Regions from separate parts of the Homo sapiens genome. Here region 2 is linked to region 1. The links are chromatin contacts, found by Hi-C or POLR2A ChIA-PET in ENCODE. All regions are on one chromosome and are shown on one strand. Each heading gives the region's core, a stretch centred on a gene start or an enhancer-like site at or near the end of the contact. The rest is flanking DNA. Distances are from core to core; before and after follow the strand shown. Region 1 overlaps EML6 (EMAP like 6). Region 2 overlaps EML6 (EMAP like 6).

Region 1 (3,465 bases), core at 575-3,074:
TTTCCAATGCTTTCACCGATATTTGATTTACATTCACAATATTCCTGAGTTATTCCTTAACAGGGATTTTTTAACTCAATTTTACAGATGAGAATTTGAAGCCCACAGAGGTTATGAGACCCATTTAAACAATAGAAATATCAAGACTAGAATTCATTGCTCTAAAGTAAATAGTTGGTGAGCTGATGAAAGCATCATGAATTAAGTTGAATAATAATCTTTAGATTCTAGAAGCTTGGTTAATTGCATCTGTAGTAGACAAAACAGTAGTGAGAGTTCTTCTGACCTTTTACAAATGATTTTTGATCAAATCCTAAACAGGGGCCTTATATTTTATGATTTTTAAAAGAGTTTGATTAAATAAAAACTTGATGAAGATGAGAAATTATTACTAGATTGGATTTGATTCTCCACCTGTTAAATGGACATTTCTTGGTAGTAAAGTATAAATACACAGTAAACAACAGATGGGTTTTTATATGCGTTTAAATGGTACAATCAGCAGCACGTTTTAGGTCCCAAGTTAGACCAAGATTGATCTTTGCTCTGTATCTCAGATCTGTTAAGATGCATGAAGCTATGAAGTGAATGTGATTCCAAAGAGGGATTTCAGGAGAAAATTGTCATGACTCATGAGGTCCACATTTTTCAACTGTCAGAATCAGTAAGAGATTTCTGGCCTTAGAAGAAATAAAACAAACTATTTTATTTATATTTTACTGATACTTAATTTCCTTTAAAATTTACTGATATATTTTCTAGACATTAAGAAAACAGTAACAAATCAAGAAAGATTATTTTAAAATCCCAATTATTTAAAAAATAGTTCATATTAGTTTTATTCATTAGGAAAAAGTAATATTCATTCTCATGTCTTAAGTTTTCAAAGACATTTTATTGAAGCAATTAAAGATTTTACAAGAATGTCAAGATGCTGATATTTTTGGAACCTGATGAAAGGCATCTCACCCAGATGTTTCTGTTGTACTTTAAGGTTTACAAAGAAGATCTACCTCAGCTAAAGCAACAAAGTAAAGAGAAAAACCACGCAGTGCCCTTCCTCAAACGAGAAAAGGCTCCTGAGGACAGCTTGAAACTCCAGTTCATACACGGGTGGGTGGCCTGTCATGGGCGCCCGTATGTGTTCCTCTGTCTCTGCCTGGCTGTCACCAACCTTAGCACCAGGCTTAAGGGATCCCCTCCCCTCAGTGTCGTCCTCCTCCTGGCTAGCTCTTCTCTGCAATGTGCACTTGTACCTGTGGTTGCTATTTTAAGTGTGACTCTCTATCCACTTCCCTCGTTGATGTTCTGTGGCCATCACAGTGTGATTGTCTCTAGATTTCTCAGACTTCATATAATTCCATGACTTAAAGGGTGCTGCTGCTCATTGCTGCTGCACTTCTTTCTCATCACCATCTTCACTTCCTCTTTCTCCTTTCCCCTAATCCCCTGCTGTGTTTTGCTGGCTCCACCATAGGACAGTATTTTCTTCAAATATTTTCTGCACATGTGCCCAACATAATTTTGAATTTTGTAAAATTATATGCACCCTTGCATATTTTAAGTAGACAACTAAAACTTTTTAATGTCGGTTTAAATGGCTGAGAAGATACTATCTGTATTATGAATACATCAGTCCTTTAAATGGATGCAAAGGAACCTAAATGCCATAAATGTTTGATTCTCACTATGATCAACTTAAAAAATATGTGAGACCAGACACAGTGGCTCACACCTGTAATCCCAGCCCTTTGGGAGGCTGAGGCAGGTGGATTGCTTGAGCCCAGGAGTTCGAGACATGGTGAAATCTCATCTCTACAAAAAACTAGCCAGATGTGGTGGCGTGTACCTCTAGTCCCAGCTACCCAGGAGGGAAGTTGAGGTTGGGGAATCACCTGAGTTGGGGAGGTCTAGGCTGCAGTGAGCTGTGATCTTGCCAGTGCACTCCAGCCTGGTTAACAGTGAGGCCCTGTCCCAAAAGGGGAAAAAAAATACCTGAAGAAGTCCTTCTAAAACAGGAAGCTATTTTACATCATTCATATTTCTACCTAAGTTCACATTTCCATTCTAATTTTCCCATAAAATTTTACCCTAACATAATCTTTTTATGCTTGAGAGTCCTTTGTCACCATGTCATACCCTCTGCAAGAAAAAAAATTTTTCTGTGGTCCTAAGACTCTAACTCAGCCCAATACAATATCCACTAGCCACACACAGTCACTGAGCACTTAAAATACGGCTATTCTGAAAAAAGATGTTCTGCATGTGTAAAATGCACACCAATTTTGAAGACTTACTATGAAAAGAGGAATGTAAGATATCTCATAAGTTTTTATATTGATTACATGTTGATATAGTAATATCTTAGATGTGTTTTGGGTTTAAAATGTTACTGAAATAAATTTTTTTTTCTAATATGGCAACAAATTTTTAATTAGGAGGATCATGTTATTTTTCTGTTAGTGTTGCTCCATTAACAGTTTATTTGAATTATAGTTATTAGTAAAGTCGACTAAATCAACATGAATATATTACTAATTGTGACATATAATTATTAAGCACAGAAAAATTTTGTTGGAAATTATTTTAATATGATGGATTGGTTTTCAGTTGCAAGATCTGTGCATTTATATTACTTACTGTTAGAATGTAACAAAGTTTAATATTGAGTCTATTCTCAGTTCTCATTTTTGTATAGATGTAAGCAGTGAGAAAGTTTATTCTCTTAAATAATTAGGTAAGAATGGAGGCCATTTTATAGCAATGTTATTCAATTCTTCAGACTCCTGTGATAGGCCAAAAAAGTCATATTTGATTTTGATATATCACAAAAAATAATCTTTCAGCTGGTAATTCCATTAAGTCTCTGTACAATTTTGTTGAAAGCAAAGAATTGGAAATCACTTGATTTGCAGGATTCCTTAGCCAGTCATTAGAGTTGTTTTCTTTCAACATGCATACTTGTATTTTGAATTGTTCCTTTGTTTTGGTGCCCCTGGAAGGGTCTGTGTCCCGGAGTAATACAGTGTAATAGGATTCCAGATGGAGGAGAGGAATGGCTTTCTGCAGTGGGCGGAAGGCATTTATGAGAGGGGAGATGGGAAAGGAATACCTGTGCCTCATCACAGATGTGTTCTCAGATGATCGTTTTTAAGAAAAAGCGCACACAACAGCTGAGGATCTGCTAACAGATTCTGTTACAATGTTCAGTGCCCATGTGCCTTTTTGAGAGTCATCTCATGCCCTCAGACGGCCACATATCCTCATTTAAACATTGCTGTCCTATGTGACACCTGGGGTTCCACTTGTACATGTTCACGTCAATATGTTAGCCTTGCCTCTGACACCTCCTGCTCCATGCATTTGCTGTTTGTTCAACCACTATGCATTTCTTGGACCTGTGCTTCAGTTATAGAGGCTACGACTGTAGAAACAATCTGTTCTACACACAAGCTGGAGAAGTAG
Region 2 (3,320 bases), core at 349-2,848, 110 kb before region 1:
CTGTAAGTTAGTACATTTGTGTTGTTTGAAGCCACTAAGTTCATGGTAATTTCCTATTATGGCAGCAATAGGAAACTAGTACAAGCACCTTTTCATGTGCTTAGTGACCATTTTGATACCCTCTTTTGTGAAGTGCCTCTTCAGGTCTTTTTGACCATTTGAAATAACTGGGTTGCCTGTCTTTTTCTTATTGATATATATGAGTTATTTATATATACTGGATATGAGTACTTTGTCAATTCTATATTTCAAATATCTTCTCCCATTCTGTGGCTTGCATTTGTATTCTTTGATGATCAGACATTCTTTATTTAGTGAAGTCCAATTTATCAATCTTTATCAATCTTTTACTTTATGATTAGTGCTGTCTGGGTCCTGTTAATGAAATATTTCCCCAATTCAGGGTTATGTAAAGATTTTCCTATGTAATCTTCTCAAAACGGCACTGTCCAGTAGAACTTTCTGAAGTGCAGAAATGTTCTATGTTTGTACTGTCCAGTGGTAGCCCACTAGTCACATTTGGCTACTGGCCACTTAAAATGTGGTTAGTGAAAGCTAAATTTTAAATTTTATTAGATTTTAATTAATTCAAAATTAAATGTAGTTAGTCACATGTAGCTAGTGGTTACCACAATGGATACCACAGTTCCAGAAACTTTATTGATTTACCTTTAAAATTTAGGTCTGTGATCCAATGGAAATGATTTTATGAGATGGTCATGATTAGCAATTTGTTTTTTAAATACAGATATACAGTTAACCCAGATCTATTATTGAAAAGATCATTTTTTAACCCATTGAACTAGTGGCAACCTTGTCATAAATCAGGCAGCCCTAATAAGTCTGTTTCTGGATTCCATTCTGATCCATTAGTCTTCATCCTTGCACTGACGCCACGCTGTTTTAATTACTGCAGTTTGAACTCTGAGAATATAACCTCTCTGACTTTGTGGTACTTCTTCAGAGTTGTCTTGAGTATTCTGCGTCCTTTGTATTTCTGTATCAGTTTTAGAATTGATCTGTCAATTTCCATTAAAAACCTGCTGATATTTTGATTGAGATTATATTGATTGTATAAATCACTTTGGAGAGAATTGACATCTTTATAATATTGAGTCTTCCAATCCATGAAAATGATATATCCCTCTACTTTGTTCTCTTAGTAATGGTTTATAATTTTCTGGAGGAAGTCTTATCCATCTTTTGATGTTCATCTCTACGTATTTGATGGGTTTTGATGCTATTGCAGATGGTATACTTTCAATGTTCATTTTCTAATTATTTTTGCTAGTATATAGAAATATAATTTTTTAGTTTTTTCGAGACAGGGTTTGGCTCTGTTACTCAGACTGGAGTGCAGTGGTGTGATCTCAGCTCACTGCACCCTCCACCTCCCAGGCTCAAGCGATCCTCCCACCTCAGCCTCTGAGTAGCTGGGACTACAGGTGCAGGCAACCACGCCTGGCTAATTTTTCTATTTTTAGTAGAGACGGAGTTTCATCATGTTGCCCAGGGTGGTTCTGCTTAGGTTTTTAACCTCTTAACCGCTGTTTTCTGCTTGGCTAAGAAAGCTCTTCCTTCTTGTATGTACTGGTTAGGAATCGGCAAATACCTTAAGGGGAAATTGTATGCAGAGGGTTGGACTTTCCTCTCTGCCATACCATTTTTAATTTGGATCTTGGCCCTCTTCCTTAAGTTTAGGCTGCCTTGGAAGCCCTGAATTCTAAGTTTTGTTTCTCTCATTCAGTGAGAATGCCGTGAGCGATAGGTGGCAGTTTCTGCTTACCCTCTGGGCTCTGCACTGCAAATTGGTAAATGCCCCAAGGAGGCAGAGTGGGTGAAATTTAGGGCTTACTTTAATGTTCAGGGCATTGCTCTTCTGTCAGGATCCCTGCCCCTAAAATTCCTCCTGCTTTGGTTTGTTCATCAGTGTCTTCAATCGACTGTGCTCTTTAATTTTATCTAGCTTTTATAGAAGTTCTCAATGGAAAGGTTGGTAGAATAAAATTCACTTTGTCCAACACAGAGTGGATGTCTAAATGTTAACATTTTAATGGATATTCATTCTGTTTCCTTTAATGTGCTTATGTTTTTATGTCTGTGAGCATGCTGTTTATACAAGTTTGGGTTTTGGTCCTGATTTTATATTGTCATACACAGCAGTTTCTTGAACCATTTCTCTTGTATTTGGGCAGTAGGGTGTTTCTTTTATTTTCCTTTTTAAAAAAATCTTTTTTTAAGTTTATATTTTCCTTTTTATAAATGATGTTCTCAGGAGCATTTTTTTCTACAAAAAGCCTTTTTTTTGATTTGGGGTTATTTTCTTAAAAGGTAGGATTTCTAATTTATTTTTGTTGTGGTTTTCTCTGATACTCTGGGTCATTATTCCTGGCATACTGAAATTTAACAATAATGTGGCTTTGTTTGGGTCTTCCATCCATTGATCTTGCCTTTTTTGGGCCTTTCAACCTACAAACTCCTGAGTCTCAGTTCTGGAATGTTTTCTTGCCTTCCTTTCCATTCTCTTTGCTCTTTCTTCTTCAAAGCTTTTTGGTAGTTTTGAGACCTCCTGGATCTGTAATTGTAATCCTATTTTCCTTATTATTATTGTTTTCTATTTTCTGGTAGATTTTTCTATTTTGTCATTCAAATCGGTTGAATTTTTATTTTTATATTTTATATTTTAAAATGCTTTTTAAAAATTTACTGAATTTTTCTTTTTTATACCTTCTTGTTTCAATATATTGCCATATTTTTTCTTTTTTCTGAGTATATTAATTATGTCCCTCCCTTATGTCTCCTTCCTTTTCTCTGTCACCTCAGCATTCCCTTTTTCTCCTGTATATTTGTATTGGTCTTTAACTTTTAGGTTCAAGGCTTTCATCAGATGTTGGGCAGGCTTTGGCTCTCTTTGTATTTAAGAGCAAGACCCCTGAAAGCAAATTGGGAGCTCTATATGAGGGGCAGTGTTGATGAGTGGTTTCACCATAGGGTGTTAAGGTGGTGCACCGCCTTTGCAATGGAGGATGCTGTAATACAATGTCAGGATGGAGGGGCATTTTCTCTTGTGTTGGTCAGTTTCCCCAGAAAGGAACCTCCAATCTCTTGCCTGGGGGTGACCGTGGGGTATGCAGTATACCTGGTGGCAAGTGTTCCAGGAGTAAAATGGAGAGAGGTTTTATGGTTCACAAGGCCGCCGACTCACTTAACTTCCTGTATGAGCTTTCCTCAGCTGGGCAGCCCCAGAGAGTAAATCTCCAGAGTTCTGCTGGGTGAGAGGAGGATTCTGGTGGACTCACTGTTCTTTACACAAGCTCTCA

Evidence for each region. Hi-C counts contacts between places; a loop is a spot of excess contacts on that map. ChIA-PET counts read pairs that join two places held with the same protein, here RNA polymerase II (POLR2A). Pooled maps may share reads with other maps.
Region 2: a loop to region 1 is called in a pooled map, with 2.2 times the contacts of the local background. The contact joins two enhancer-like sites. A Hi-C loop is called at or near these places in 2 of 50 pooled maps. POLR2A ChIA-PET finds 5 or more read pairs at or near these places in 3 of 52 experiments (OCI-LY7, activated CD4-positive, alpha-beta T cell and activated T-cell).

Annotation. Positions count from the first base shown.
Region 1 is chr2:54,865,772-54,869,236 of GRCh38, forward strand. It overlaps EML6 (EMAP like 6), which reads left to right. Exons shown (of 42, transcript NM_001039753.4): 14 at 995-1,113; 15 at 3,410-3,465. Among named protein-coding and RNA genes, the nearest start is that of EML6-AS1, 120 kb to the left of the region's middle. Within about 2 kb of position 1,825, at least 3 of the 41 ENCODE cell types and tissues checked have a DNase peak (open chromatin) inside an H3K27ac peak, as active enhancers do; they include OCI-LY7, where a contact is called at or near this core.
Region 2 is chr2:54,754,358-54,757,677 of GRCh38, forward strand. The region is part of intron 2 of EML6 (EMAP like 6); the gene reads left to right. Among named protein-coding and RNA genes, the nearest start is that of EML6-AS1, 5.0 kb to the left of the region's middle. RefSeq lists an enhancer at 1,355-1,424. Within about 2 kb of position 1,599, at least 2 of the 41 ENCODE cell types and tissues checked have a DNase peak (open chromatin) inside an H3K27ac peak, as active enhancers do; they include OCI-LY7, where a contact is called at or near this core.